Linked DNA regions of Homo sapiens: region 2 is linked to region 1. The links are chromatin contacts, found by Hi-C or POLR2A ChIA-PET in ENCODE. All regions are on one chromosome and are shown on one strand. The core of a region is the stretch at or near the end of the contact, and the rest is flanking DNA. Distances in the headings are between cores, read along the strand shown. Region 1 overlaps EZH1 (enhancer of zeste 1 polycomb repressive complex 2 subunit). Region 2 overlaps MIR2117HG (MIR2117 host gene).

Region 1 (6,916 bases), core at 2,883-5,382:
ATCTGTAGTGCCATCTGCCTCCAAAGGCTTACTTAGCCTTGCTGGTTAATAAAATTATTATTCAAGAGAAACTATCAAAGACACTGAATTTGCCCCTAAGACAAAGAAGCTGTTTCTGCAAAGGGACACCTTATGTAGATGAAAAAATTTAATAGTTTGGAACTTTTGTATTCTGATCTCAGTCTCTCTAAGTTTAAGAACTTGTTCCTTAAATTTTTTTTTTTTTTTTTTTTTTGAGACAGAGTCTTGCTCTGTCGCCCAGGCTGGAGTTCAGTGGCACCGTCTCGGCTCACTGCAAGCTCCGCCTCCTGGGTTCACGCCATTCTCCTGCCTCAGCCTCCTGAGTAGCTGGGACTACAGGTGCCCGCCACCATGCCCAGCTAATTTTTTGTATTTTTAGTAGAGACGGGGTTTCACTGTGTTACCCAGGATGGTCTTGATCTCCTGACCTCGTGATCCGCCTGTCTCGGCCTCCCAAAGTGCTGTGATTGCAGGCGTGAGCCACCGCACCCAGCCGTTCCTTAAATTTTTTATTGCCATACAATTTCAGTAATGTTTTCCCATTTCCACCTAGTGACAGACTACATTCTAGTTTTAGCCTTTGCAGCAAATTGAGATCCAGTTTTCTGGGGAAAGATTGCTACATTTTTATAGCTTTCTTTTCCTGTAGAGATGTGACAGTAAATAAAGTGGTTCGTATTTCCAATGATTAATCTTTTTAAAAAATAAACTCTATTTTTTAGAATAGTTTGTTTTTTAAGAAAGAAAAAAAAGAAAGAATAGTTTGTTTGTTTTTGGTTTGTTTGAAACAGGGTCTCACTCTGTCACCCAGGCTGGAGTGCAATGGCGCAGTCACAGCTTGCTCCTGCAGCCTTGATCGTGCAGGCTCCATCTGTCTTCTCACCTCAGCCTCCCTGGTAGCTGGGACTAGAAGCACACGCCACCATGCCCAACTAATTTTTGTATTTCTTTTGTAGAGATGGGATCTCACCATGTTGTCCAGGCTGGTCTCGAACAACTGGGCCCAAGAGATCCACCTGCCTCAGCCTCCAAAAGTGTTGGAATTTCAGGCATGAGCCATCACGCCTGCCCTAGAATAGTTTTAGATTTATTTTAAAAATTGTAGGCTGGGCGCGGTGGCTCACGCCTGTAATCCCAGCACTTTGGGAGGCCAAGGCGGGTGGATCACCTGAGGTCAGGAGTTCAAGACGAGCCTAGGCAACATGGTGAAACTCTGTCTCTACTAAAAATACAAAAATTAGCTCGGCGCGGTGGCATGTGCCTGTAATCCCAGCTACTTAAGAGGCTGAGGCAGGAGAATCGCTTGAGCCCAGAAGGTGGAGGTTGCAGTGAGCCGAGATTGCATCATTACACTCCAGCCTGGGCGACAGAGCGAGACTCTGTCTCAAAAAAAAAAAAAAATTGTAAAGCTAGTACAGGGAGTTCCTGTTCTGCAACTGGCCAGCAGAACATCTTAAGTGGAATCATATGCAGTTATTTGCGTCTTATTTTTTTCACTTAGTATGGTGGTTTCATTTTATTATTACTATTATTATTAATGAGGCAGAGTCTCGCTCTGTTCCCCAGGCTGGAGTGCAGTGGCGCATTCTCAGATCACTGCAATCTCTACCTCCCTGCAATCTCTGCCCTGCTAGGTTCAAGCGATTCTCCTGCCTCAGCCTCCAAGCAGCTGAGACTACAAGTGCACACCACCATGCCCAGCTAATTTTTGTATTTTTGTAGAGATGAGGTTTCACCATGTTGGCCAGGCTGGTCTCGAACTCCTGATCTCAAGTGATCTGCCTGCCTCAGCCTCCCAAAGTGCTGGGATTACAGGCGTGAGCCACTGCACTCAACCAGCATAGTCTTTTAATGGTCTTGAGATGTGGTGTGAATGTATAGAAACTATTCATGGCTTTTTGTTGCTGAATAGTATTCCATTGTGTGTGTATATATCTATACACACTACATTTTGTATCCATTAGCCAATCCATTGATATGTGTGTTGTTTTCACTTTTGGCTATTATAAATAAATATGAACATTTGGGTACAGATCTTTGTGGAGACATAGGTTTTCAATTCTCTTGGATAAATAATTAGAAATTGTATGCCAGGTTCTGTGGTAAGTATATATTCAGCTTTATTTTTGAAAAACTGGCAAACTGCCTTCCACAGTGGCTATATCACTTTGCATTCCTACCAGCAGTGTATGAGGATTCCAGTTGCTTCACGTCCTCACCAACAAGTTGTATTATCAGTCTTTTTTCATTTTAGCCATGGTAGTGGTGTTTAATAGTATCTCATTGTATTTTTCATCTGCATTTCCCTAATGACTAATGATATGGAGCAACCTTTTGTGTGCTCATTTGCCATTCCTGTATCTTTTCTGGTGACATAGCTGTTCAAATTTCTGCTCTTTTTTTTTTTGAGACGGAGTCTCGCTGTCTCCCAGGTTGGAGTGCAGTGGCACGATTTTGGCCCACTGCAACCTCTGCCTCCTGGGTTTAAGCAATTCTCCTGCCTCAGCTTCCTGAGTAGCTGAGATTGCAGGCAGACGCCACCACGCCTGGCTAATTTTGTATTTTTAGTAGAGATGGGGTTTCACAATGTTGGTCAGGCTGGTCTCGAACTCCTGACCTTGTGATCCACCCGCCTTGACCTCCCAAAGTGCTGGGATTACAGGCATGAGCCACCACATCCAGCCTTCTGCTCACTTTTTATTGGTGATTTGTCTTATTATTGAGCTATAGGACTTGCTTATATAAATATTTTTTAATTTCTTGATCAAAACAGCATATGTTTTGGAGTTTATCTTCAATGTGTAGATGAACATAATGAAAGGCTGTTAAGTACTAGCTAAGTACCTAACTGGAATATAAGTGCTGTTTTGCATGTGTAAGTAACTAAATAATAGATCTGGTAGAAATATAAAGTATTTTTTTGTGTGCCACTCCCTTTGCCCAACACCAATGAATCCATCTCTCCAAATCTGCCTGTTCTAGTGAATGCTAAGTTTTTTATTTGTTCCCTTTTTTTTTTTTAACTTTGATATGATAATTGTTGGTTAGGGTCCAGCTGTGGTGAAAACTCATCTTATGGCTGAGTTTCAGGTGTGTGCCAACATGGCCTGCTAAATTTTGTATTTTTAGTAGAGTCAGGGTTTCACCATGTTGGCCAGGCTGGTCTCGAGCTCCTGGCCTCAAGTGATCCACCCGCCTCAGCCTCCCAAAGTGTTGGGATGACAGGCATGAGCCACCACAGCCAGCCAGACACGACAGCATCTGTAGATTATGTTCTATTCCATTACTTAATACTTCTTTTTTCTTTTCTTTCCCTCCCTGCCTTTCTGTTTCCTTCCCTCCCTCCCGCCCTCCTTCCTTTCTTCCTTTCTTTTCTTTTCTTTCCTCTTCTTTTTTTGAGACCGAGTCTCACTCTGTCACCCAGGCTGGAGTGCAGTGGCGCGATCTCAGCTCACTGCAACCTCTGCCTCCCAGGTTCAAGCGATTCTCCTGCCTCAGCCTCCGAAGTAGCTGGGATTACAGGCACCCACCACCACACCCGGCTAATTTTTGTGTTTTTAGTAGAGATGTGTTTCACTATGTTGGCCAGGCTGGTTTCGAACTCCTGACCTCAGGTGATCCGCCCACCTTGGCCTCCCAAAGTACTGGGATTACAGGTGTGAGCCACTGCGCCCAGCCCTTCCTTCCTTCTTTCTTTCTTTCTTTACTTTTTTTTTTTTTTTTGACAAGGCCTCACTCTGTCACCCAGGCTGGAGTACAGAGGCACAATCATGGCTCACTGCAGCCTCTACCTCCCCATGCTTAGGTGATTCTCCCAACTCAGCCTCCTGAGTAGCTGGGACTGACTGCAGGCACAGGCTACCATGCCCGGGTAATTTTTGTAATTTTTTTGTAGAGACTGGGTTTTGGCATGTTGTCCCAGCTGGTAATCTTCATTTTCAAATACGTGGAGAAACCTAAGCTTACTATTTCAAAAAGGAAAATAGGAAAAAAGGAAAATGAATGCCAAAAAGGAACGGAAGAGGGATTGCAATTTAAAACCATTATTTTGGCCAGGCGCGGTGGCTCATGCCTGTAATCCCAGCACTTTGGCAGGCTGAGGCAGGCAGATCACTTGAGGCCAGGAGTTTCAGACCAGGCTGGTCAACATGGTGAAACCTTGTCTCTACTAAAAATACAAAAATTGGCCGGGCATGGTGGTGTAATGTCAGCAACTCAGGAGGCTGAGGCACAAGGATCGCTTGAACTTGGGAGGTGGAGGCTGCAGTGAGCCAAGATCGTGCCACTACACTCCAGCTTGGGTGACAGAGCGAGACTCCGTCTCAAAAAAAAAAAAAAATCCATGTGCATGAGATATAATCATGAGCTTATTGTGGTATATGTGTGGTAATGGGTTAAATTTTGTTGTTTTCTTGTCCGTGCTGATGATTTTTTTTTTTTTTTTTTTTTTGAGATGGAGTCTCGCTCTGTCACCAGGCAGCAATGCAGTGATGCTGTCTCGGCTCACTGCAACCTCCACCTCCTGTGTTCAATCGATTCTTCTGCCTCAGCCTCCCAAGTAACTGGGAATACAGGCACCCGCCACCATGCCTAGCTAATTTTTTGTATTTTTAGTAGAGACAAGGTTTCACTATGCTGGCCAGGCTGGTCTCAATCTCTTGACCGCGTGATCTGCCTGCCTCAGCCTTCCAAAGTGCTGAGATTACAGACGTCAGCCACCCTGCCCGGCCTTTTTTTTTTTTTTTTTTTGAGATGGAGTCTCGCTCTGTCGCCCAGGCTGGAGTGCAGTGGTGCGATCTCGGCTCACCGCAAGCTCCACCTCCCGGGTTCACGGCTGTCTCCTGCCTCAGCCTCCCGAGTAGCTGAGACCACAGGCGCCTGCCACCATGCCAGGCTAATTTTTTGTATTTTTAGAAGAGACGGGGTTTCACCATGTTAGCCAGGATGGTCTCGATCTCCTGACCTCGTGATCCGCCCACCTCGGCCACCCAAAGTGCTGGCTGGGATTACAGGCGTGAGCCACCGCGCCCAGACCTTTTTTTTTTTTTTTTTGAGACAGAGTTTTGCTCTTGTTGCCCAGGCTGGAGTGCAATGGCGCAATCTCGGCTCGTCGCAACTTCTGCCTCCCAGGTTCAAGCAATTCTCCTGCCTCAGCCTCCAGAGTAGCTGGGATTATAGGCATGCGCCACCACGCCCGGCTAATTTTGTATTTTTAGTAGAGACGGGGTTTCTCCATGTTGGTCAGGCTGGTCTCAAACTCCCACCCTCAGGTGATCTGCCCGCCTCGGCCTTTCAGAGTGCTGGGATTACAACCGTGAGCCAGCGCACCTGGCTTTTTCTTTTTTTTTTTTTTTTTTGTAGAGATGGTGTCTCACTTTGTTGCCCAGGCTGGTCTCAGAGTCCCAAAGTGTTGAAATTATAGGCATGAGCCATTGCACGTGACAGAGTCTCACTCTGTTGCCCAGGCTGGAGCGCAGTGGTGCAATCTCAGTAGCTCACTCTAGCCTTGATCTCCTAGGCTCAAGTGATCCTCCTACCTCAGCTTCTTGAGTAGTTGGAACTACAGGCATGCACCACCATGCCCGGATGATGTTTTTGATTTTGTTTTGTTTTGTTTGGTTTTGAGACAGAGTCTCGCTATCGCCCAGGCTGGAGTGCAGTGGCACGATCTCGGCTCACTGCAGGCTCCGCCCCCTGGGGTTCACGCCATTCTCCTGGCTCAGCCTCCCAAGTAGCTGGGACTACAGGCGCCCGCCACCTCGCCAGGCTAATTTTTTGTATTTTTAGTAGAGACGGGGTTTCACTGTTTTAGCCAGGATAGTCTCGATCTCCTGACCTCATCATCTGCCCGCCTCGGCCTCCCAAAGTGCTGGGATTACAGGCGTGAGCCACCGCGCCCGGCCGATGTTTTTGATTTTTAATAGAGATGAGGTCTTACCATGTTACCCAGGCTTGTATCAAACTCCTGAGCTCAGGCTATCCTCTCAGCTTGGCCTCCCAAAGTGCTGGGATTACAGATGTAAGCCACTGCACCCAGCCTCTTTTCCTTTAAAAAATAACAAAAACAACAGCAAAAGAAAATTTTGAAAAATAGAGATAGGATCTGACTGTGTTGGCCAAGCTAATCTCAAACTCCTGGCCTCTTAGCAACCCTCCTGCCTTGACTTCCCAAAGTGTTGGAATTACAGGCATGAGCCACTGCACATTGCCTGATCATTTATTTTTCTTTTCTTTTCCTTTTTTTTTTTTGGTTTTGTTTTGTTTTTGTTTTTGAGACAGGGGCTTGCTCAGTTTCTCAGGCTGGATGCAGTGGTACAATCATGGCTCACTGTGGCCTCAATCTCCTGGGCTTAAGTGATCCTCTCACCTCAGCGAAAAAAATAAATGTGTAGGAAATTTTAAAAAATAGGGTGTGAAACTTTAGTTTCTGTTTCAAATTTTGGCTCTTCATAGCTCCTTGTAATGTTTTGTTTTGTTTTGTTTTGTTTTGAGGCAGAGTCTCACTCTTGTTGCCCAGGCCGCAGTACAATGGCGTGATCTCAGCTCACTGCAACCTCTGCCTCCCGGGTTCACATGATTCTCCTGCCTCAGCCTCCCGAGTAGCTGGGATTACAGGTGCCTGCCACCACACCTGGCTAATTTTTTTTTTTTTTGTATTTTTTAGTGGAAACGGGGTTTCACCATGTTGACCAGGCTGGTCTTGAATTCCTGACCTCAGCCTCCCAAAGTGCTGGTATCACAGGCGTGAGCCACTGCACCTGGCTAGCTCCTTGTAATGTTTTTAAACATTTTTAATGTTAGGTGGAATAAATAGAGCTAGTTATCTAAGAAACCCAAGTAGTTATTATAGAGTAAAAGCATCATCTTGTGGATTTTATTGAATTTTTACATGTAT
Region 2 (6,916 bases), core at 3,054-5,553, 720 kb before region 1:
TCCTGGGAAGAGACAATGGGGTCCCCAAAAGATGGTTTAGAGAGGCTTTCCCCCGTCCTGTAATCAGCCACCCCTGCTCCCTGACTTTGATGGGTGCTATTGATTGATACTGACTGTTCCCCAGTCTTTGGTAAAGGGCAAGCCCCCCTCCTACCCTACATGTTTTCACCCTTTATGCCCTACTGGATAGAAATTTTGAAGCCACACTAGTACAAATAATAATAGCAATAGCTTGGAAGCTGATTAAGACCGTCTGCCATCCACACTCTCAACCCTAAAGTATTCTATATTTATAGAATGCTTCATAATTTATACATCCTTTTCCTCCTTAAGTTATTGATTTAACTTCATGATGAACCCATGAGAAAATAGTTCAGGGCTATTAGCCCCATTTTACTACAGAAATAAATGTAGTAAAATAAATGGAATATTCCAGAAATAAACAACTCATAATTTTTAAATTACATCCTGTTCTGAATAGCATGATGAAATCTCACACCTTCCCGCTGTGTCCTGCCTGGGACTTAAGTCACCCCTTTGTCCAGTGTATCCATGCTGTACACTGGACAATATACAGAGGAAACTGATACTCAGAGAGGGTAAGTAACTTGTCCAAGGTCATCAAGCTAATACAGGAAGTGGTGAAATAGGGATCGGATCCAAGCTTCTCAATTCCTAGTTCAAAAGGCTGAACCCTGTGTCCCCTCTGCTCCATGTAACCTCAGCTGCTCCTCCACCCACATCTCTGTGGTTGGCAAACAGAGACCACATGTGCTTAGATTGGCTGGGGGAAGAGGCAGAACCGACTTTCCCTTGTGAGGTGGTGGAGCATGCTGTCAGTGACAGCCTCATTAGGATGATTAAATCGTCCTGTGCTGGTGACAGATTGTAAGACTGGAAGCAGGTGGACAATGAACCGAGTGAGCCTCTGGGATGGCTCAACCCATGTGAACCATATATCATTAGGAGCTGGCAGAGCCCACTGGGCTCCTCAGCACCTCTGGGGACAAGACAGTCTGGGGCTCTGATGAGCCAGATGTTATGTCCTGCCATTTGCATCTAAAATTCCTCATTTCCTCGTGTGGATTGACGGAAGGGGCATAAAGGGGTGGTATAATGGGGTTGGCACTTTCAGCTCCTTTCCTAACCCCATTTAGGGCAGCCTCAGGGAGGAAGTTCCCCAAAGGTTAAATGACTTTAGGTGACAGCAGGAATACAATTGGACAACTTGGCTAAGAAGTGTTGGAGGCCTGTGGAGGGGCAATTAGGCAGAATCCATCAGGCATTCAAACAAATGAATTTATTCTACAAACATATTCTCTCGTGGGCCAAATGAAGCGTTCATGAAGACATTCACTACAGCATTTGTCCAGGTATTGAACAAATGCCTAAGAAACATTGAAGAAAGCGCAGAGGACATAACAAAGTAGCTGCCCTCACGGGCTTTCATTCAGGAGAGGGATCATTTATTCATTCATTCATTTTTTTCTTTTTTTCTAGAGACAGGGTCTCTGTTGCCCAAGCTGGAGTGCAGTTGCACAATCATAGTTCACTGCAGCCTCAAACTCCTGAGTTCAAGCGATCCTCCCACCTCAGCCTCCAAAGTAGCTGGGACTACAGGCATATGCCAGCATATCCGGCTAATTTTTTTTTTTTTTAATTTTGTATAGAGATGAGCCTCGCTTTGTTGCCCAGGCTGGTCTCGAACTCCTAGGCTCAAGCAGTTCCCCCACTTCAGCCTCCCAAAGTGCCCAAAGGTTTTGAGCCACAGCACTCTGCCTCAATAAATTTTTACTGAGCCCCTACTATGTACCAGGCTTTGTTCTAGGATAGGGTTGTCAGATAAAATACAGGTCTCTCTATTAAATTTGGATTTCAGATAAACAGCAACATTTTGTTTAGTATTACTATTCCTCAAATATCCTACCCTTTTGGGTCATAAGTATGAAACGTGTTTATACTAAGGAATTACAGTAGTCCCCTGTTATCGTGGGGGGATGCTTTCCAAGACCCCAAGTAAATGCCTGAAACTGCAGATAGTAGCAAACCCTCTATATACTATGTTTTTTTCCCCACACATACACCTATGATAAAGTTTAATTTCTAAATTAGGTACAGTAAGAGAGATTAGCAACAACAATAATAAAATAGAACAATTATGACAATAAGCCAGCATCACTACTCTTGCACTTTGGGGTCATTATTAAGTAAAATAAGGGTTATTTGAACACAAGCACTGCAATACTGAAATAGTCAATCTGATAACCTAGACAGCTACAAAAAGTGACAAACAGGCAAAGAGCATATACAGCATGGATACATTGGACAAAGGGGTGACTTAAGTCCCAGGCAGGCCACAGTGGGAAGGTGTGAGATTTCATCACACTAGTCAGAACAGCATGTAATTTAAAAATTATGAGTTGTTTATTTCTGGAATTTTCCATTTAATGTTTTCAGACTGCAGCTGACCATGTGTAACTGAAATCCCAGAAAGTGAAACTATGGATAAGGGGGTTCTACTGTGTTCCTTGTTATCTGCATTTCAAATTCAAAATTGAAATTTCAAATAAAAAAATCGAATCTCAAATTCAACACTGGGCAGCTTGTATTTTAATTTGCTCAATCTGGCAAGCCTATTCTAAGAGCATTGTTTATAGAAGGAAAGGTTAGGCAATAACCTAAGTGTCCATCAATAGGGGACCTGTGAAGTGAATTATGGTAAATCCAAACAACAGGAAATTGTTACCAAAGAAATAATGAGATAGATTTATATGATGACTTGGAATTCTTTCCAAAATGCATAGTTAGGTGAAAAGAGGAAGGTTCAAAATAGTGTACAACTTATCCCACCATCTGGTAAAGAACAATAAATATGGAGATATGTACATATATTTCATCAAAGCATAGACTTTCTGCAAGATGCTCAGAGATGGGTAGCAGTGCTTGCTTCTGCAGAAAGGGAACAAGAAAACTAGGGAATAGGCCGGGTGCGGTGGTTCACACCTGTAATCCCAGCACTTTGGGAGCCCGAGGCAGGCAGATCACCTGAGGTCAGGAGTTTGAGATCAGCCTGACAAACATGGAGAAACCCTGTCTCTACTAAAAATACAAAATTAGCTGGGCGTGGTGGCGTATGCCTGTAATCCCAGCTACTCGGGAGGCTGAGGCAGGAGAATCACTTGAACCCAGGAGGCAGAGGCTGCAGTGAGCCGAGATTGCACTATTGCACCCCAGCCTGGGCAACAAGAGCGAAACTCCGTCTCAAAAATAAATAAATAAATAAATAAATAAATAAATAAATAAATAAATAAATAAAAATAAAAATAAAGAAAAAGAAAACTAGGGAATAATAGGGAAGTATTAACCTACACCCAGGCTGGAGTGCAATGGCGCAATCTCGGCTCACTGCAGCCTCAACCTCTGGGCTCAGGTGATCCTCCCACCTCAGCTTCCCAAGTAGGGACTACAGGTGCGCACCCCCATGCCCAGCTAATTTTTGTATTTTTTGTAGAGTAGGGGGTTTTCCATGTTGCCCAGGCTGGCCTTCTGTACTTTTTGAATTTTGAAATATATCTATACTTAACTGATTTTTTTTCTTTTCTTTTTTTTTTTGTTTTTTTTGTTTTTTTTGTTTTTTTGAGACAGGGACTCTCTTGCCCAGGCTGGAGTGCAGTAGTACAATCTCAGCTCACTGCAACTTTTGCCTCCCGGGTTCAAGTGATCCTCTCACCTCAGCCTCCTGAGTAGCTGGGACTACAGGCGCACACCACCATGCCTGGCTAATTTTTGTATCTTTTTGATAGAGATGGGGTTTCACCATCTTGGACAGGCTGGTCTCGAACTCCTGAGTTCAAGTGATCTGCCCGCTGTTAGGTCTATGACTACGCCAATTGTCATGCTGAGGTCTGAGGGAAGTGGGTGGATGAGCAGAAAGAATACTCAGGAGGCCGTAGGCAGGTGAAAGATTATTTTATTCAGCAGCAACTTTCATTAACAACTTTCTCACACTATCCTCCCTGTCTCAGCTGCTTAGTACAACGGCTCTCACACGCAGCTGCACACAGCTGGCTCTCCCTTGCCTTCAGGGTTAGCGGCTTAACTCTTTCTCTCTCTGGGCACGAGCGAGCTGAGCTGTGTCCTGGCTCCCTCCTGTCCATCTCAAGATGGACAGCTTTGACTCTCTCTCTTTCTCTGGGTGTGAGCACCTGTACAGTGTCAGCAGGGCAATTATACCTTTACAGACCATAGTGGCGTAGGGCCAAGGGAGGGCTTTCCCATGTTATGGCTATATGGCTGTGATAATATGTAGAGTTATACACCTGCGAGTTATGCAGGATGTAAACATCCTACCTCGGCCTATCCTTGACCAACACACAGCCACGTTCTTTATACCCTCCTTGGCCTCCCAAAGTGCTGGGATTATAGGCGTGAGCCACTGAACCGAGCAGTAACTGATTTTTTTTTTTTTTCCCTGGGCAAAACCTTTACTGTTGTTTTCACAGAAGGCATGGGTGAAACAGAGTAAGCAGCCGAGCAGGCTGAGGATTGGATAGTTTCTTTTTTTTTTTTTTTTCTTTTTTATTTTTTTTTATTGATCATTCTTGGGTGTTTCTCGCAGAGGGGGATTTGGCAGGGTCATAGGACAATAGTGGAGGGAAGGTCAGCAGATAAACAAGTGAACAAAGGTCTCTGGTTTTCCTAGGCAGAGGACCCTGCGGCCTTCCGCAGTGTTTGTGTCCCGGGGTACTTGAGATTAGGGAGTGGTGATGACTTTTAACGAGCATGCTGCCTTCAAGCATCTGTTTAACAAAGCACATCTTGCACCGCCCTTAATCCATTTAACCCTGAGTGGACACAGCACATGTTTCAGAGAGCACAGGGTTGGGGGTAAGGTCACAGATCAACAGGATCCCAAGGCAGAATAATTTTTCTTAGTACAGAACAAAATGAGAAGTCTCCCATGTCTACCTCTTTCTACACAGACACGGCAACCATCCAACCTCTCAGTCTTTTCCCCACCTTTCCCCACTTTCCGTTCCACAAAACCGCCATTGTCATCATGGCCCGTTCTCAATGAGCTGCTGGGCACACCTCCCAGACGGGGTGGCGGCCGGGCAGAGGGGCTCCTCACTTCCCAGTAGGGGCGGCCAGGCAGAGGCGCCCCTCACCTCCCGGATGGGGAGGCTGGCCAGGCGGGGGGCTGACCCCCCCACCTCCCTCCCGGACGGGGCGGCTGGCCGGGCGGGGGGCTGACCCCCCCACCTCCCTCCCGGACGGGGCGGCTGGCCGGGCGGGGAGCTGACCCCCCCACCTCCCTCCCGGACGGGGGGGCTGGCCGGGCAGAGGGGCTCCTCACTTCCCAGTAGGGGCGGCCAGGCAGAGGCGCCCCTCACCTCCCGGACGGGGAGGCTGGCCAGGCGGGGGGCTGACCCCCCCACCTCCCTCCCGGACGGGGCGGCTGGCCGGGCGGGGGGCTGACCCCCCCACCTCCCTCCCGGACGGGGCGGCTGGCCGGGCAGAGGAGCTCCTCACTTCCCAGTAGGGGCGGCCGGGCAGAGGCGCCCCTCACCTCCCGGACGGGGCGGCTGGCCGGGCGGGGGGCTGACCCCCCCACTTCCCTCCTGGACGGGTCGGCCGGCCGGGCAGGGGGCTGACCCGCCCACCTCCCTCCTGGACGGGGCGGCTGGCTGACCCCCCCACCTCCCTCCCGGACGGGGTGGCTGCCGGGCGGAGACGCTCCTCACTTCCCAGACGGGGTGGCTGCCGGGCGGAGGGGCTCCTCACTTCTCTGACGGGGAGGCTGCCGGGTGGAGGGGCTCCTCACTTCTCAGACGGGGCGGTTGTCAGGCGGAGGGTCTCCTCACTTCTCAGACGGGGCGGCCGGGCAGAGACGCTCCTCACCTCCCAGACAGGGTCGCGGCCGGGTAGAGGCGCTCCTCACATCCCGGACGGGGTGGCGGGGCAGAGGTGCTACCCACATCTCAGACGATGGGCGGCCGGGCAGAGACGCTCCTCACTTCCTAGATGGGATGGCTGTCGGGAAGAGGCCCTCCTCACTTCCTATATGGGATGGCGGCCGGGCAGAGACGCTCCTCATTTTCCAGACTGGGCAGCCAGGCAGAGGGGCTCCTCACATCCCAGACGATGGGCGGCTAGGCAGAGACGCTCCTCACTTCCCAGACGGGGTGGCGGCCGGGCAGAGGCTGCAATCTCGGCACTTTGGGGGGCCAAGGCAGGCGGCTGGGAGGTGGAGGTTGTGCGAGCCGAGATCACGCCACTGCACTCCAGCCTTATTGCAATATCCACCTTTTTATGATGGTCTGGAACCAAAACTGTAATATCTTCAAGGTATGCCTGTATATTCTTTGCACTGTTCTACAGACTTCCTATGCGTTGAAGCATTGAAACATATCTTCACTTTGCAGATAGGGAAACATTCATTATTAACAGAGGTTTTCTGGCTATTGTCAAATCTCAGGTGAAAGCCTTTTAGCTTCTTTCATTCCTTCTCAATGAAACCAATTTGGCAGTCTCTTTCAAAGCAATGTCTTCAATTGGAAAGTACTACCTCATACATGAATGAACAACGTGTCTCCTCTTGTCATTGATAAGATGAACTTAGAATGAGCTTGAAATGCTATGGTGGTGGTGCTCTATTCTGGACTGCAGAAAAATCTGGAATGCCGTTCTCAGATGGGGCAGTTGCCAGGTGGAGGGTCTCCTCACTTCTCAGACGGGGCGGCCGGGCAGAGACGCTCCTCACCTCCCAGACGGGGTCGCGGCCGGGCCGAAGCGCTCCTCACATCCCAGACGGGGCGGCGGGGCAGAGGCGCTCCCCACATCTCAGACGATGGGTGGCCGGGCAGAGACGCTCCTCACTTCCTAGATGGGATGGTGGCCGGGAAGAGGCCGTAAC

Evidence for each region. Hi-C counts contacts between places; a loop is a spot of excess contacts on that map. ChIA-PET counts read pairs that join two places held with the same protein, here RNA polymerase II (POLR2A).
Region 2: a loop to region 1 is called in a map of HepG2, with 37 times the contacts of the local background. The contact joins two enhancer-like sites. A Hi-C loop is called at or near these places in 1 of 168 maps with a recorded cell type or tissue (HepG2). POLR2A ChIA-PET finds 5 or more read pairs at or near these places in 1 of 52 experiments (naive thymus-derived CD4-positive, alpha-beta T cell).

What each region holds. Positions count from the first base shown.
Region 1 is chr17:42,731,495-42,738,410 of GRCh38, reverse strand. All of the region lies in intron 1 of EZH1 (enhancer of zeste 1 polycomb repressive complex 2 subunit), which reads left to right. Among named protein-coding and RNA genes, the nearest start is that of EZH1, 10 kb to the left of the region's middle. Within about 2 kb of position 4,132, at least 3 of the 41 ENCODE cell types and tissues checked have a DNase peak (open chromatin) inside an H3K27ac peak, as active enhancers do.
Region 2 is chr17:43,450,863-43,457,778 of GRCh38, reverse strand. It overlaps MIR2117HG (MIR2117 host gene), which reads right to left. Exons shown (of 2, transcript NR_146952.1): 2 at 6,582-6,882. Among named protein-coding and RNA genes, the nearest start is that of MIR2117, 9.5 kb to the right of the region's middle. RefSeq lists enhancers at 3,437-3,936, 4,518-5,292. Within about 2 kb of position 4,303, at least 6 of the 41 ENCODE cell types and tissues checked have a DNase peak (open chromatin) inside an H3K27ac peak, as active enhancers do.